2 separate regions of the Homo sapiens genome follow, and region 1 is linked to region 2. A link is a loop called in an ENCODE intact Hi-C map of the cell type or tissue named here. Cell type or tissue: heart right ventricle. All regions are shown on one strand.

Region 1 (8,000 bases), 91 kb after region 2:
GCTGTTTTTTGTTTGTTTATTTGTTTTGAGATGGCATTTTCGCTCTCATTGCCCAAGCTGGAGTGCAATGGTGCGTTCTCGGCTTACTGCAACCTCCACCTCCCGGGTTCAAGCATTTCTCCTGCCTCAGCCTTCCAGGTAGCTGGGATTACAGGCATGCACCACCACACCCAGCTAATTTTGTATTTTTAGTAGAGACAGGGTTTCACCATGTTGGTCAGGCTGGTCTCAAACTCCTGACCTCAGGTGATCCACCTGCCTCAGCATCCCAAAGTGCTGGGATTACAGGCGTGAGCCACCACGCCTGGCCGTTTTTGTATTTCCAGTAGAGACAGGGTCTCGCCATGTCGCCCAGGCTAGTCTCAAACTATTGAGCTCAAGCAATCTGCCCTCCTCGGCCTCCCAAAATGCTGGGATTACAGGCACGAGCCACTGTGCCCAGCCTATATTTTTTAAATAGTATGTAATGCATGCATATGGTTAAAAAAAATCAAAAGAACAAAATGAATTACAGTAAAAAGTAATCGTCTCCTAATTCACTTTTCCTGCCCAGAGGCAAGCACTGGTACTAGTTCCTTCTAGAGTTACCTGGACACAGATGGATGGTATATAGATGTTTATGTGGATGTTTATATTCAAAAAGGCACGCAAATGATACATGCACGCGAATGCATCATGCTTCTCCCGTGTGATAATACACCTTCGAGATTGTTTTATGGCAACAGGTTTAGAGCTGCCTCATTCTTACCAGTGACTGTGTACCGTGGATGGACTGTCACTTATTTCAGTAGTCCCCTGCTGGTTGACTTTTAGGTTGTTTCCAATCTTTAGTTATTGTAAATAATGCTGATATGAGGTGGCTTTCAAACCTTTTCAAAAATCTGGTTCTGCTGTAAGAAAAACTCATTTTACACCACCACCCAGCCCTCACAATATAACAAAAGTTTCATGAAGTCTTACCTACCCTTACTGTATGTAACGCACTCTGATAGTTTGTATTTCATTCTGTTCTATTTCATTTTTTAAAAATTCTGGTTGTAATCCACTAAATTTATTTCATAGACTGACTAGTGGCCCATGGCCTGGTTTGAAAATGCGTTGCACGTGCTTCTTTATGTGGGTGTAAGTGTGTGCAGATAAGTTGCCAGAACTGACTGAAGGTTATGTGCATCACCAGGTCACCCTCTATAGAAATTGTACAAATTTGTTCTCCCACAAACAATCCATGAAAGGGCTTGTTTCCCCTTAACCCACACCAACAGTTTATTATTAGACATGTAAAAACACCTTTGTCACTCTGACTGGTAAAGAATGGCATCTCATTATGTTGAATATCCATGTGGCATATTTTGGGTCATCTTTATGCCATTTAGTAAATTCATCTTTTTCCTACATGTTAGAAATATACCAAGTGTATATGTGTATCTAGGCCTGTTGACCTCTCTGTTCTCTTCCATTGGTCTGTCTATCCGTATGCCAGTACCAAACTTGTAATTGCTATGGCTTCATACCATGTTGTGGTATCTGATAGGCTAGTCCCCACTTACCTTTTTAACTTTTTTTTTTTTTGGCTGTCTTCACACATTCACTTGTACCATATGAACATACATATACTTCCTTTTTAATGTTCTTATTTTTCTTCACATCCCAAAGTCTTCTGGCTGAAATCCTATTGCCCATATCTGATGCTTTCCACCACTGCAGAATTCTTTAGTACCAACACTGCAGTGTGCGTGACGGACAAAAGAGCCTGTTATCCCTGTGTGACTAGACGTGGGCCTGTCAGCTTGCTTTTTGGGTTATTGTTCTTATCCCAGAGGTGGAGCTGCGTTCTTCCATTCTGAGGGACGTACTTCAGGACATTGGGCCCTTTGAAAGAGCCTTCAGACCACAAGGGTACCTTTCTAGTGAATCAGAACACCAGGGTGCACCGCCCATGGGGGGTGATTTTCTGGAGCAGACAGCTTGCTTCCCATGTGTGCTATTTATCCAAGGCAAGTCATGCTGCACCGAGATAGTCACTTGAGGTTTGCACCGAACAGGATAATGGTTTCTTTTCCCTAGAGCTGTTTAATCAGCAACCTTGGAACAGATGCAGGCAGGCATGATCTAGTGTGACAGCTCATTAGCTAGGGGTTGATCTAAAATACTGTTCAAATGGGCAAGGAAAGGCCTGCGTATGGGATATGTGATTTGCAGAATTTGAGATTCATCCAAAGAGGGAGAATCTGCCTAAGATGCCTCTGTCTAAAAGCTAGTATGTGCCAGGTGGGTTTGTTTCATTCCAGGTAGAGCACAGGGAGCTTATGTGACCAGGCAGTGTCCACCATTGGGCAACACATCACACTTCCCTTGGCGTCTTGCCTCCTCCCTCCCCGTCTGGCACAGACTCTCCCATCAGCCGTTTGGGCACCTGGGGACTTCTGAGCCCACAGCGTCATCCAGCAGACCGTCTGCGGAGGTTCCTTCCTGTGAGGGCCGCACTCGAGGGGGTGTATTGGGTGGGATCGTATCACTGGAATGAGTGAACATCGTTAGAGGGAGCTCCCACAGCTATGCGTGTGACCGTGTGGCTCGCCGCTGAAAAATGCTGCTCACATAGCAGAACTTCGATGCAATCCTTTTTGGATTTCTAAGGGGAAATTTTAAGACCGATAGGAGGAATAGGCTGGGGTTGAATAAGTTTGGTTCTTATTTTTAAATTAGCTCATCTTTAGAAAACAACTGAATTTAGAAGATTCTTCTGTAAGGCCCCAAAGGATTTCTTTCTGCCTCCCCGCTCTTGGCTCTTATTTGTGTCTCTCCTCGTGTTCTGAGCTTTTCAGCAGCCCTTGTGGGTCATCAGCCGAGGACCATCAGCTCGGGGCCCAGAGCTGGGGACTGGGAGTTATGAGCTGGACTCTTGAAGGGGCCAATACTAAACCGAGCCGTTGCCATTTCCTAGGAGCCTTGACAGGCTCAAACATCTCTGGGTACCCGGGGATTTGACTGTCATTGTTCTGATCCTTTCCCAAAGTTGTAACCCTCTGTTGACATAGCGGAATTGAAGATTGATTTTTCTTCACCACCTTCTGCCTAAAGTTCTTAGTTCTGAATGTGTCCACACCTCATTGACTTCTATGAGATGCCCCTGTCACGTTCCTCGATTCCTTCTAGTCCTTAATAGAGTCTTTCCTTTTCTTGAAAGAAATTTGCCCAGTTGACATTTATTTTCATCGTCTGCTGAAGTGACAGATCCAAGGCCCTAAGCTTCAGCAGAGTTGCAGGAAGGGACCATTTACACAGCCTCTTAGATGTTTAAGGTTTACCCGCCCTGACAGTGGCTCAGCAGGCGTAGGCCTCCTGGTGAAAAGCCGAGCACATGGCTAACCTGCTCTGGTGGAGGGGCTTTGGACCGTTCTTGTGTACTGCGAGGCTTGCCTTCCTGCTGGTGTGTGAGCAGCTCTCGGGGGAACTTGCTTCCTGGCTGAGCAACCTGTAAACAGTATGTCTGAGGTGGGACTCCCGGGCCCAAAGCAGCCAAAGGTTGCACAAGTCTAAGCTCCGTTAGGCCTGTCAGTGTGGCTGTCAAAAGAAACGCTGTTTCTTTTCTTTCTTTCCTTTTTTTTTTTTTTTTTTTTTTTTTTTTTGAGACAGGCTGTCACCCAGGCTGGAGTACAGTGGCACAATCTCGGCTCATTGCAACCTGCGCCTCCCAGGTTCGAGCGATTCTCCTGCATCAGCCTCTCAAGTAGCTGAGACTACAGGTGCCCACCAGCATGCCCGGCTAATTTTTGTATTTTTAGTAGAGATGGGGTTTCACCATGTTGGCCAGGCTGGTTTCGAACGCCTGACCTCGTGATCTGCCCTCCTTGGCCTCCCAAAGTGCTGGGATTACAGGCGTGAGCCACTGCTCCTGGCAAAATGCTGTTTCTAAGCGTTTCTTTGACAAGTCCCATCCTTCAGGTTCATGCATGATTAGGGAGAGGCAGCAGCCCTGACTGAGCACCTGAGTGTTCATGGAACCAGGTGCATAGCGTAATGACATGCCATTCATGACACTACTTTCTTCCCTGAACATGCCATGAATTCCTGATGATTACACAGTTCCCCAACAAGTGCTGCTCAAAACCTGGAACTAATCAGAAGGAAGCACCAGCCTTGACTGTTAGTGGGACACGGGGAAGATGGCTGTGAACCAAATATGCGGTGCCTTTGGGGGAGAATGGTTTTAGTATTTAGTAAGTGTCAGTATGTAAGTTTTATGTTGAAAAATGAACTAAGTCACAACAAGGTCTATAAATTTAATTATTGAAAAGGATAAAGTTGGGCCATTCAGTGAAACCTCCTGTAACTGAAGTCTCTAACACAGTAGCCAATGGGGGAATCAAATGAGCCCAAGAAGAAATTCTGCGTAAACTAGGACTTAGGGGAGCCCTTAGCATTCCACTTTGGAGTGAAGGAACCCGATCCGCCAGTTGGGGAACGCTCCTTTGAGGCCCATGTGCTTCCTGCTCCGACGGGAGAGAGGGATAATGAGACTTGCTCCCAGGTGCCCTGCCCTGGAGCCCAGCAGGCCACACGGGCTCTTTGACTCTGTACTGTGCCAGTGATTTCCAAGATGGGAGTGGTGCTCTGATTGCAGGAATGTCTTCTTGGAATGGCTTTTCTCACTTCTCTAGAGTCCTTGGTAGGGAGCACATCATCAGCTGAGCTAACGTGAGAACAGGGGTTGGAGCACTTGCCACCGGCAGTGAAGTAATCGGACAGCTGACAGTCTTTTCCAGAGGGTCGGGGATTGGGAGCTGACCCCAGGTCCCGCTCCGTTTTCTTTGTGTGCAGCACTTGTGTTGGTGACCAGCAGTGAAGAGAGTGCGTGGACGTCACCGTGTGGTTATGAAGCTAACGGCAGCCCTCAGCGGTGCCGACTTCCGCTCCCCGACACATTCCTGTGTGCACGTTCGTGGGTCTGAGCGTGACTCATGGTGTGTGTCCCTAGAGCAGTTCACTCAGAGGCTTCTCTTCCGTGCTCTCAAGAATAAAAGCAGGGCCGCCACATCCTGATAAGTCTTGCCATTCAGCGGTCCTGTCTTGCAGAGGGATAAGCCAGTGTCCCCAGGCCACAGTCCTTACACCTTGAGCAAGTTCCCCAGAGTGAAGCAATCTTTCTAGACAAGTTTTGCGTTTCTCAGAATTTTATTTTAGTGATATTGTTACCAAAAGATTGTAACCCCAAAATGTGTGCCTTTGGCTTGCCTGTTTTAGGAATTCACTTGTGTTATCTCCCCAAGCAAAACAAAAGAAAGAGAAACCTTCCTGTTGACGAATCCTTTTTACCTTCTTGAGAGTTGTCAATGGGACTAACTTGTATATTTCTTTGCTACCTTCTTTTAAAAACATTTTTCTTATTTACTATTACAGACGTATAGTAATGGTGCCTGACATAACCCACAGCCAAAGGCCTTGGCCTTGCTGTGTGTATTTCAGGCTTTTTCTTCCCTTTTCTTTTTTTTTAAGTAATAAGATATTACAGTTATAGCTGAAGCCTGATCCTGTTCCCTTTTCTCCCTCTCGTCCCAAGCATCACCACTGTCCCAAATCTGCTCCTTCTTCCCACATCTTTGCAGTTTGGGCAAGTCTTCTGAATGCCTAGTCATGATTTTAAGTCTTCTTTCCACCTTCAGTGATGGTTGGCTACCCTGAGCAAGCCAGTAGATTCAGTTATGTGCCTGGAGTCCAGATGTTTTATGTGGATTTTTCATGTGGAATTGTTTTTGGTAAGGAAGTATTCCCTTGCCACACCAATGAAAAGAGAAGAAAACAGGTAGCTGGCACCCACTGCATTGTTGCTTTCTGCCAGCCTGCTCCTTCTCCTTCCTCTCCAGCTCTGTTGTGTCCAGATGCAAACTCTACATGCAGGGTTTGACCCTAGGTCCTCACCTGCTGTAGCTCTCACACGGGGACCGAATGCTCTTGTGTCGTAAATCCTTCCTTTTGCTTCCTCGTGTTGGATGTGTTTAGTGGTTTTCATCTTCTGGTCACTATTTCATTCTAGGTTTATCCCCTTTAAATTATAAATTAAATGAATTCTTCGCTTTTCCTACCAGCAACTACCCACCAAGTTCTACCATGTGTTAATTTAATCAACAGTTATTTATTGAGTACTTATTACATGTTGATTTCCTGTTCTCAACATTGGAATGAAGACAGCTTAGGGTTCTGCTTTCATGAAGCTTGCATGCTCTTAGGTGGAGACAGACAGTAATTAAGCAGATAAACAGGAAATTATGAGCTAGTAGTGGGTCCATTGCTGAGAAGTAAGACAGGTGGTAGGATGACCCGTGCCGTGTGATGACTTTAGATTGGGTGGTTGGGGAAGACTTCACGGACCTTAAAACTGGCCTTGGAACGGGAAGCGAGAACTGGGCACGGAAGATGAGGGAGTGGGAGATTTCAGGCAGAGGGAGCAGCAGCAGGTACAGAGGCCCTGAGGCCTTTTATTGTGTCTTTTTGCTTGAGCGAGTAACTTAGAGCACACGTAGAGAAAGACAGCAGAAGTGATCTTCTAAACACTCTGTCCTGTGTGGAGAGCTCCTTATGTGAGATTTTGCTGTGTAGTGAATTAAGGCTCAGCCAAACTGGCTCACGTGAGCTCTTTGAGCTTGCCTGTCTCTGTGGGCTGAAGGCTGTTCCCTGTTTCCTTCAGCTCTACGTCTCCTCCGAGAGCCGCTTCAACACCCTGGCCGAGTTGGTTCATCATCATTCAACGGTGGCCGACGGGCTCATCACCACGCTCCATTATCCAGCCCCAAAGCGCAACAAGCCCACTGTCTATGGTGTGTCCCCCAACTACGACAAGTGGGAGATGGAACGCACGGACATCACCATGAAGCACAAGCTGGGCGGGGGCCAGTACGGGGAGGTGTACGAGGGCGTGTGGAAGAAATACAGCCTGACGGTGGCCGTGAAGACCTTGAAGGTAGGCTGGGACTGCCGGGGGTGCCCAGGGTACGTGGGGCAAGGCGTCTGCTGGCATTAGGCGATGCATCTGCCTGGAAGTCTACCTCCTGCCTGCTGTCCGAGGGCTTCATTGGCGCCACGGAATTGACTTTTCCGTCTTATATCATTCCTGTGTCTTTGTAGGAGTGGAATCATTCTCATAGTCCGAGTGTGTTTCCACATATGGTGAGAGCTGACAAGCATGGAGGGGTTTTGGTGTAAAAAGATTAGTCATTTGGAGAGGTTTTCTCATTTTATGGCAAGGTTCTTTTAAAGCCGTGGATTTCCATGCTGTTCGTGCGGCATGGAGATCACTTCCTACCGAGAGTTAAGGAGGAAAAAAAGATCTCTGAGTTTTGAAAGAAGATTTAACCAAAATGCATTTGACTCTTCTGTGGATTTTTGTTGGCTGATTTGGAAGGCAGGTGCCCTGGGCATCCCCAGTGGGTTCCAATTCTGCAGCTGCCCAGACTCCTGCAGGCAGAGGTGGAAGTGTCCCCGCTAGAAAGGCATCCAGGAAACTCGCTTTTGACCAACTCAGATACAGTCTGGTCTTTCTTGTTAACTGGGACTTTACCCTCTCCACTAATGAATAGTGTTTGTAGTTTCCAGGCAGGTTTTTTTCTTCTTTTGAAGTTCTTTGAAACCCTTAGGACGCCAAGGGAAGGAAGTTTTCATTTTCAGCCCTTTGCATTCTTCAAAATGTGATCCAGGCTTTTCCCTGTGGCGAGGGTGTCCCCTAGTGTTGACTTACATTATTTCCACTTGTTTTAAATGAACTTTGATTACCTTGACCTGTGCACAGAAATCAAGAGAGGCAGCCCCTTTTTAGAGCTGTTAGAAAAGAACTGAAACATCCACCTCTGGGAAAAATAGAGTTTAGTTTGTGCATGTGTCTCAGAAGTCAGGTGCACACATTGAGACTGGTGCAGCCACATGCCTGCCTTTTAGGGACTCCTTGACTGACCTGATGCCTTCACCCAAAGGCATAGTGAAATGGGAAGTATGATTTCTGACTGGTA
Region 2 (8,000 bases):
AAATTAGCTGGGCGTGGTGGCGCATGCCTGTAATCCCAGCTAATTGGGAGGCTGAGGTGGGAGAATCACTTGAACCTGGGAGGTGGAGGTTGCAGTGAGCCAAGATTGTGCCACTGTACTCCAGTCTGGGTGACAGAGCAAGACTGTCTCAAAAAAAAAAAAAAAGAGGATACAAGGGATACAAGTAGAATTTGTAGTGTGCTGATTAACCAAAGACAAGTTCCTCCACCCTTTTCTTTTTGGCCAGAGTTGATCATTTTCAGAATTCATCATTTTGTCAAGATGATTTTTTTGTTGTTAAATATGAATAATTTGCTTTCCTCTGGACTTCTAAGGCTTCCTGAAATTACATGCAAACATTTGTGCAGTCTCATGTTTGGTTATTGGTTTTTGGGTTTGCTATTTTTGGGCGAGGAGGTCCATATCCTTCATCAGCTTCTCAAGGGGTTTTTTCAGAGGTACAAGGGGAGGCTTTGGTTTGGTTATGACAGTGCTACAGCCAGCAACCCGGGGGCCACCTGGGTGCTGCTCCCCCACTTCAAAACGTGTAGCTAGCAGGATGGAAATCCTGTCTACATGGAAATCCTTGTGGTGTTGGATAGGCCATGATTCATTTCCCTAAGCCTCAAATGCTTCTATTGTTTGTAGTTTTTCTCCCAGAATCTTCATGATCCATTTTTGTACATTCTTATGGCCTTACGATAAATTCCTAGAAGTGGAATTTCTACATCAAAAGAATAGAAACTTTTAAAGGTTTTTGATACATATTGCCAGTTGCCCTTCTGGAAGGTCTACTGGGTACGTCAGTGTACCTGAGTGTTAACAGTGACGGATCAGTATTCATTTCTCTTATAAGGAAGGAAATGAAAGTCATTTGGTAACGTAGAGGCACAATTAGACCTGACAGCCTTTGTGTTTCTCTTCTGTTCTTTAGGCCCCCCAGTTCCCTTTGCTGCTTTCTTCTTTATGCCACAGATTTAATGCTTGAACACATATTGAAATTTTGGAAAGTTACTGTGAATCTAATGGGGCATAATAGGCAGGTTTTCTTAATCCTGGCAATGACCAAACTAATCACTTGTCTGTGGTGGCTTGGTGGAAAAACGGTTTGTCAGCAGAATTTGGTAAAGAAGCAGTCACAAGGACAGGGTGTTGGTCTCATATTTGAGTGCTTCCCTGAGGAAAGAAAAGATAAAGGGAAGAATTGGGTGAATTCATCAGACTGTATTTGGCAGATGGAGATGAAGTGGGTGCAGGTCATCGCCCACGACCTGTTTCCCAGGCTTGCAGAGAAACTGCTGCTCAGGAGCTTGTGACTGTGAGGGCCCCGGGCCGTGGCATGCGTTGGTGCGCTCTCAAGAATGCGGCCATGGCACTCACAGACACATACCAAGAAGCCTCGGCCCCCAGTGCCCCCGCCAGCCTGCTCAGGGGCATGCGGATGACTGGAGCCTGGAAGGCGGGTCTTGCTGGGCAGGACAGATGCCTTACTGTCAGGACAGATGCCTTACTGTAGGCCCAGGAAGAGATCCATGACCGCAGACAGACTTCTGCGTAGGGCCCTGAGGAAAGAGTGGTAAACATGCAGTGAAGGGCGGCCCCACCACTGGTGGCTTCTGACAGGGAGCTGGAGGGTGCAGGTACTGGATGTGTCTCATTGGGATACAAATGAGTGTGCCCCGTGGTTAGGAAGATGAGGAAGTGTAGGCACTTGCAGGGGCCTTTTCTTTTGACTTAGTGAGTTCCCACCAAACCTGGCCTTGTCTGTTTTTGATGCCTTAGGACTTGGGGACAAGGCCACAGCCTGTGACCCCAGCATCATCTCCCCCCAGGGCCTTGCCACCCTCTAGCTTTCATCCTTGCCTCCTCCTCTGCCCTCTCTTTCTTGTCCGATACAGTCACAAGTGCCTAGAATAAACCTCACACCACCCACTGCTCTGCTGTCAGGGCTACCACCCCGGCCCCACCCTGCCTTGCCCCGGCTCTGATCTCAAAGACTTCCCAGCCTCCTGTTGCCATCTGGGTCTGTCCTCCTCCTGCTAGCAGAGAGACCCTCCCTTAGAAACTTACATCAGATCTTTTCACTACCCAGTTTCCTGTCCCTCGATGGGTACCCATCTCAGTTAGAGTAATGTTCAGCTTCTCTCCACAGCCTGCGTGGTCTGGGCCTGGTTTCCCTCTCGAATTTCCCTCCTGTCACTCCCTTTGTTTACTGCCAGTGCTTTTTCCTCTTAGGGTTCCCTGGGCCCTGCCCTTCACTCAGCTTCTGGTGCCTGGCTCTTTCAGACCCATGCAGGCCCCAGCTCACATGACATCTTTTCGGAAAGACCTTCCCTGATGGCCCAGGCCACAGTACCCACACCAGCATCAGCTCTTTGTCCTCTTCCCCTTTTCATTTCTTTGCAGCTCATGCCATCTGAAACTACCTCATTCAATTATTGATAGATCTGTTTGGAATTCCAGGAGTCCCTTTGCGATCCCATTCTTCTAAAGATTCACATGGCCTCAGAATGCCATGTTACAGTGGAGAGTCTGACTTCTTGTTTTCTGAGACGGAGTCTCACTCTGTTGTCCAGGCTGGACTGCAGTGACAATCTCTGCTCACTATAACCTCCGCCTCCCGGGTTCAAGCGATTCTTGTGCCTCAGCCTCCCGAGTAGCTGGAATTACAGGTGCCTGCCACCACGTCTGGCTAATTTTTGTATTTTTAGTAGAGATGGGGTTTCAACATGTTAGCCAGGCTGGTCTCGAACTCCTGACCTCAGGTGATCCACCCGCCTGGGCCCTCCAAAGTGCTGGGATTACAGGCAGGAGCCACTGTGCCCGGCCTGACCTCATATTTGAATACCGAGTTTTAGTTCTGGAGGAGCTGCAGGTTTTATGAAAAGGGAACACATTTGATTCCTCAGAGCAGCCACAGGCCAGCTCTCTGAAGTAAAGTGCACGTGTGCATGTGTGTGCACACTCACACACACGTACACACACATTCACAAATAGGACATCTCTTTTAAACAGAAATGGCCACCTGCATTTGAGAAAATAAAGTTTCATGCAGAAGAAAGTGACATGTTAAATTCAATCATCAAGATTTAGACTGGTGGGAATTCTGCACAACAAATGACTTGGTTTAATTAACATGGAAATTGCGAGGAAAAAAATGAAGTGGAACCTATGGATTTAAAAATTAGGAAATTTTAAGATTTCCATCGTAATTTTTTTAAAACAATATATTTTACTTCCAAAACCCTGCGTTTTCACATGGTAGCTATCTGCTGGAGCTGAGTAGCCGCTGCTCTCTTGAACAGCATCACCCAGATGGGAGAGCCCCCTTCCCCCCAACCCCCATACACTCCTATGTGTACAACTTCCTGAACCCTGTAAGCATTAGAGCTTGCAGCCTCTGCTTTTTCTGTTTCCTTCTTGATGGGAAGACTGGCAGCAGGATTTACTTGGTTGCTACATTTGTGAATTTGTAAAATAATTCATGCTCTGCTAGGTCTGTAACTTGGGAGGCTTGGTGTGCACGGGCATTTAGCAGCAACTCAGAGCGTATGGAAGACTGTCACTGGCAAGAGCAAAGTCCCCCCAGGACAGAGCCAGTGACGACTAGCTGTGTATCCTCAGTCTGATGGCGGTGGAAGTGAGGCAGCACCAAGGAGCAGAAACAGGAAGTTTCCACTGATGACCACCCTGCCCCCAGCTAGGCTGAAAGGCCTCCCCAGAGCCCTTGCATCAGCCTGGCTTTGCACTGGTCTGGGGGATGTTGCTTGTTAGAGCCAGTGAAGAAGAACGGTAGTAAGTTACCTGATGGCCAAGGCTCTGTCTGACCCTGTCTGCTGTCGTGTTCCTGGCACAGAATAGTCTTTGTTGAAGGAACGAATTAGTGCATCCTTCCAAGCCTTGGAGGACCTGTCTATAATAGGCCCACTCTATAGGGTCTTTGTGAGAATTAAATTAAAACCCCTATGAGAAACCTAACTAGAGACAATTGGAAGTAACTTAAATATTTGTTCATTGGGAACAGCTACATAATTGTGGCTGTCATTCTGTACAACACTCTGTGGCTGTTAAAGAGCTAGAGGTAGTTTTATGTGGATTGATGTGTTCAATGTGTTCAATGGAAAAGCAAGGGTAATATAATCCCATTTATACTACAGAGAAAAATCGGGTCTGTAAATATGTTGAGAAAGGTCTGTCGATAGTGGTTATCTTTTGAGAGTGGAATGGATCGGGGTGGGTATGGCCTGGGGACGTGAGGGGGAATTTTTCACTCTTTATTTCACATACATCTGTCATTGGCACAGAAAATTAAGCAGTAAACCTAAAGAAACAGAATAGTGCTTGTTGTATAGTTAGATCAATAACTTGTAACTATTATAAAAGGTAGTTATAAAGTTAGTAAGGGCCAAAGGTCTAACTAGAGTAGGTCGGTTATAGAGGAAAACAGTTTAATCAGTTGTTGTTTAACTTTTATGGAATGCAACTTCTTTAGCTTTAATTTGGAGAGCCAAACTATGGCCCTAGTCTTTTTTTTTTTTTTTTTTTTTTGAGTTGGAGTTTCGCTCTTGTCCAGGCTGGAGTGCAATGGTGCTATCTTGGCTTACTACAGCCTCCACCTCCCGGGTTCAAGCGATTCTCCTGCCTCAGCCTGCCAGGTAGCTGGGATTACAGGTGTGCACCACCATGACTGGCTAATTTTGTATATATATATTTTAAGTACAAATGGGGTTTCACCGTGTTGGCCAGGCTGGTCTCAAACTCCTGACCTCAGGTGATCTACCCACCTTGGCCTCCCAAGGTGCTGGGATTACAGGTGTGAGCCACCGTCCCCGGCCCCTAGTCTTTTATTGTATTGTATTGTATTATTTTTTAGTCAGGTTTATTGAGGTATAATTTACATATCATAATATTCCCCTTCTTTATTATACAGTTCTATGGACTTTGACAAATACATACACTTGTGAAATTGCCACCCCTTTTGAGATACAGAACAGTTCTATCACCCCCTAGAATTCCCTTGTGCGGCCCTTTTGTAGTCATCCTTTCTCTCTTCTCCCAGCTGCTGGCAACCCTGATCTGTTTTTTTGTCCCTGTAGTTTTGCCTTTTCCAGAATGTCATATCAATGGAATAGTACAGTCTGAAGCCTTTGAATCTGGCTTCTTTCATTCAATATAATGGGTGAGGAGTCAACCACGTTGTTGCATGTTATCCACATTTCCTCCTTTTGTGTCTCTGAGTAGTATTCTCTTGCATAGATGTACCACAGTTTGTTTATCCATTCACCAGCTGAAGGACAGTGCTCCAGGGTCCTAGAGCACAGAACTCTGGCTTTGTTGTCTTTATTTCTACCAGTTGTCTCTCTCTCTGTCTCTCTCTCTCTCTTTTTTTTTTAAACCCTAGAAGATTATTAAGATTTATAAGACTGGGTATGGTGGCTCATGCCAGTAATCCCAATGCTTTGAGAGGCCAAGGCGGGAGGATCACTTGAAGCCGGGAGTTCAAGACCAGCTTGGGCAATGTAGCAAGACCCCATCTCTACAAAAAATTGAAAAATTAGCCGGGTGTGGTGGTGCACACCTGTAGTCCCAGCTACTCAAGAGGCTGAGGCAGGAGGATCACCTGAGCCCAGGAGTTTGAGGTGATAGTGAGCTATGACTGCACCACTGCACTCCAGCCTGGGCCACAGCATAAGCACTTGTCTCCAAAAATGTTTAAAAGATTGACAATACAGTCTTCTTCAGAGTCTCCATAGGAAAGGAGCGGCACGAAATGCAAATTATTTGGAGGTTTTGGAGGTTTCAAACTTTTAATTACTTGGCACATATAGTGCTTACTGTGTGCAGGCACTGTTCTAAATATTGCTTTCAAATATTTAAAAGTGCTTAGAACAGTTACAGCACATAGTAAATGCTATATATCTGCTTGTTAAATAAATAAAAATTTAAGTTTCCAAATAATCTGTATTTCACATAAAAGAGAAGAGATGTGGGACAATATAAATAGGCAGGAGACCAGGGTTGTAGACCCGGTACTATCACATTCCCAGCCTACCCCTTAACCTAGTCCCTTGGGTGAATTACCGACTCTGGGTCTCACTTACTAACATGAAAGGAGGTTCATAATCTGAATCCTCCTGAAGGAACAGATAATATCTCAACTCTTAATAGTTGAACTCTAAAATTTGGTCAGTATAAAAGTAATGTTATAAAATGTGTCTATATCTGTTTATTTTACATTGTATTGGGCCTGGATAATTGGTTTCTTCCTTTTTACATGTATATAACATCCTATTGGGATCTGTATTAAAAGTGTACTAAAAACATTCACCACATGGTGGTGCTCCCTTCAAAAGCCAAACTGAAAATTGTAGGCCAGCATTGAGTATTAGGCATGGAGTTGATAGGGGCAGCTGTATGTATGTATGTATGTGTGTGTGTGTATGTATGTATGTATGTATGTATGTAGAGATGGGGCCTCACTATGTTGCCCAGGCTGGTCTTGAACTCTTGGCCTCAAGTGATCTTCCCACCTCAGCCTTCTAAGTAGAGTGCCAGTTTATATTCTACATTTGTGCTTTAAGTTTTTTTTAGGGAAGTAGGGTCCTGTCATTTTATTAGCTTGATAACTTATACAGATGCCAAAATACAGGAACATTTGTTCTTTCTTAGGCATTATGACATATTCATGTACATTAACTGATGTTATACTTTTTAAGTGTTCCAAATATCTTCACTCAGAAGTTTATGTGCTTGACAGGAAAAGAAAAAATACATCTGTAAGGAAAGTATCATAGGTATTTATCCTTCAAAAGCTGATGTTTTTATTTATTTATTTATTTTTAACCTAATGTGTTCTTAAGTCATACTGGGATAGCAGCAGTACCCAGCCTAAGAGAAGCTGCAGTATAGTTTCCTTGGTCAAATGACTTTTTCTTTCTTTCTTTCTTTCTTTTTTTTTTTTTTTTTTTGAGACAGAGTCTTACTCTGTCGCCCAGGCTGGAGTGCAGTGGCAGAATCTTGGCTCACTGCAACCTCCTCCTCCTGGGCTCAAGCAATCCTCCCACCTCAGCCTCCTGAGTAGCTGGGGCTACAGGCACGTGCCACCACGCCCAGCTAAGTTTTGTATTTTCAGTAGAGATGGGGTTTCGCCATGTTGACCAGGCTGGTCTCAAACTCCTGGCCTCAGGTGAGCCGCCAGCCTTGGCCTCCCAAAGTGCTGGGATTACAGGCATGAGCCACTGCGCCCAGCCAAAAGTTGGTGTTTTTAAAAAATGCTTCCTGGTAACTGCCTTAGGGAGAATAATGTTAACATTTCAGTTGTGATTCTCTTGAAGCACAGTATTTCCCTGCCTTTTAGATTTGAAATGGATACTTCTAAGCAGTTGTGACTGGCTGGATTTCAGTCATTTACATCGGAACACTGGTCTGGTCAGCTCACCTGCATCTTTGGTAGAGAGATATCTCCCAAACATACACTCTCCCTGAAGGATTTTCATCCTTCATATGCTTATCAATTCCCTTGCCAAGTATTTACTGTTTGTCCACATGAGTACAAGGCATTGAGCTTGTGCTACTGTAGACTCACAGATGGTCATGATTTTCAGGAATTGAATAGAGAAGATGAAACACTGAGACACTGGATTCAAATGCTAGACCTTACTGGGTTGACGTTAGTAATAGACATGTGAAGAATTATAGCGGTTGAGAGGAAAGAGACATCTCCTCACTAGGGTGACTGGTCAGGGAAAAAGATGGGAGTGGTTTTTGGTGGGAGAAGAGGAGGAGACGGGATCTGGGCATATGAAGAGGCCTGGGGTACTGAGGTGGAATTTCACCACACCCCAAATCTGTTGAAAAGAGGAAAGTGTACAGGCAGGAGACACAGAATCTGGCCAGAGTGAATGTCCTGAGCAAGGGCATGGGAAGAGGAAAACGCAGGGCACAGGGATTAGGTGAGGATCCAACTGAATGCTTGCCCAAGGGGCTTCACTGTCGAGGAT

Evidence for each region. Hi-C counts contacts between places; a loop is a spot of excess contacts. Peaks named below come from ENCODE experiments on the same cell type or tissue, not always from the same donor. Only the 100,000 strongest peaks of a DNase experiment are listed, where the experiment ranks them.
Region 1: it touches region 2 in a loop (4-fold over the local background); 103 of 110 quality-filtered maps call a loop at or near these places.

What each region holds. Positions count from the first base shown.
Region 1 is chr9:130,856,078-130,864,077 of GRCh38, forward strand. ABL1 (ABL proto-oncogene 1, non-receptor tyrosine kinase) reads left to right here. Exons shown (of 11, transcript NM_005157.6): 4 at 6,686-6,958. Among named protein-coding and RNA genes, the nearest start is that of ABL1, 25 kb to the left of the region's middle. RefSeq lists enhancers at 3,651-4,500, 4,501-5,348, 6,410-6,910, 6,911-7,411. In heart right ventricle, CTCF peaks have their summits at 4,876, 7,714 (motif pointing left) and 7,914; DNase peaks (open chromatin) are centred at 2,424 and 4,904; H3K4me3 peaks cover 958 bases; H3K27ac peaks cover 5,281 bases.
Region 2 is chr9:130,764,804-130,772,803 of GRCh38, forward strand. It overlaps a transcript of ABL1 not described here. Among named protein-coding and RNA genes, the nearest start is that of ABL1, 66 kb to the right of the region's middle. RefSeq lists a silencer at 757-806 and enhancers at 1,621-1,790, 1,821-1,880, 2,091-2,150, 2,161-2,210, 2,445-3,250 and 1 more. In heart right ventricle, CTCF peaks have their summits at 6,335 (motif pointing right) and 6,537; a DNase peak (open chromatin) is centred at 3,618; H3K27ac peaks cover 578 bases.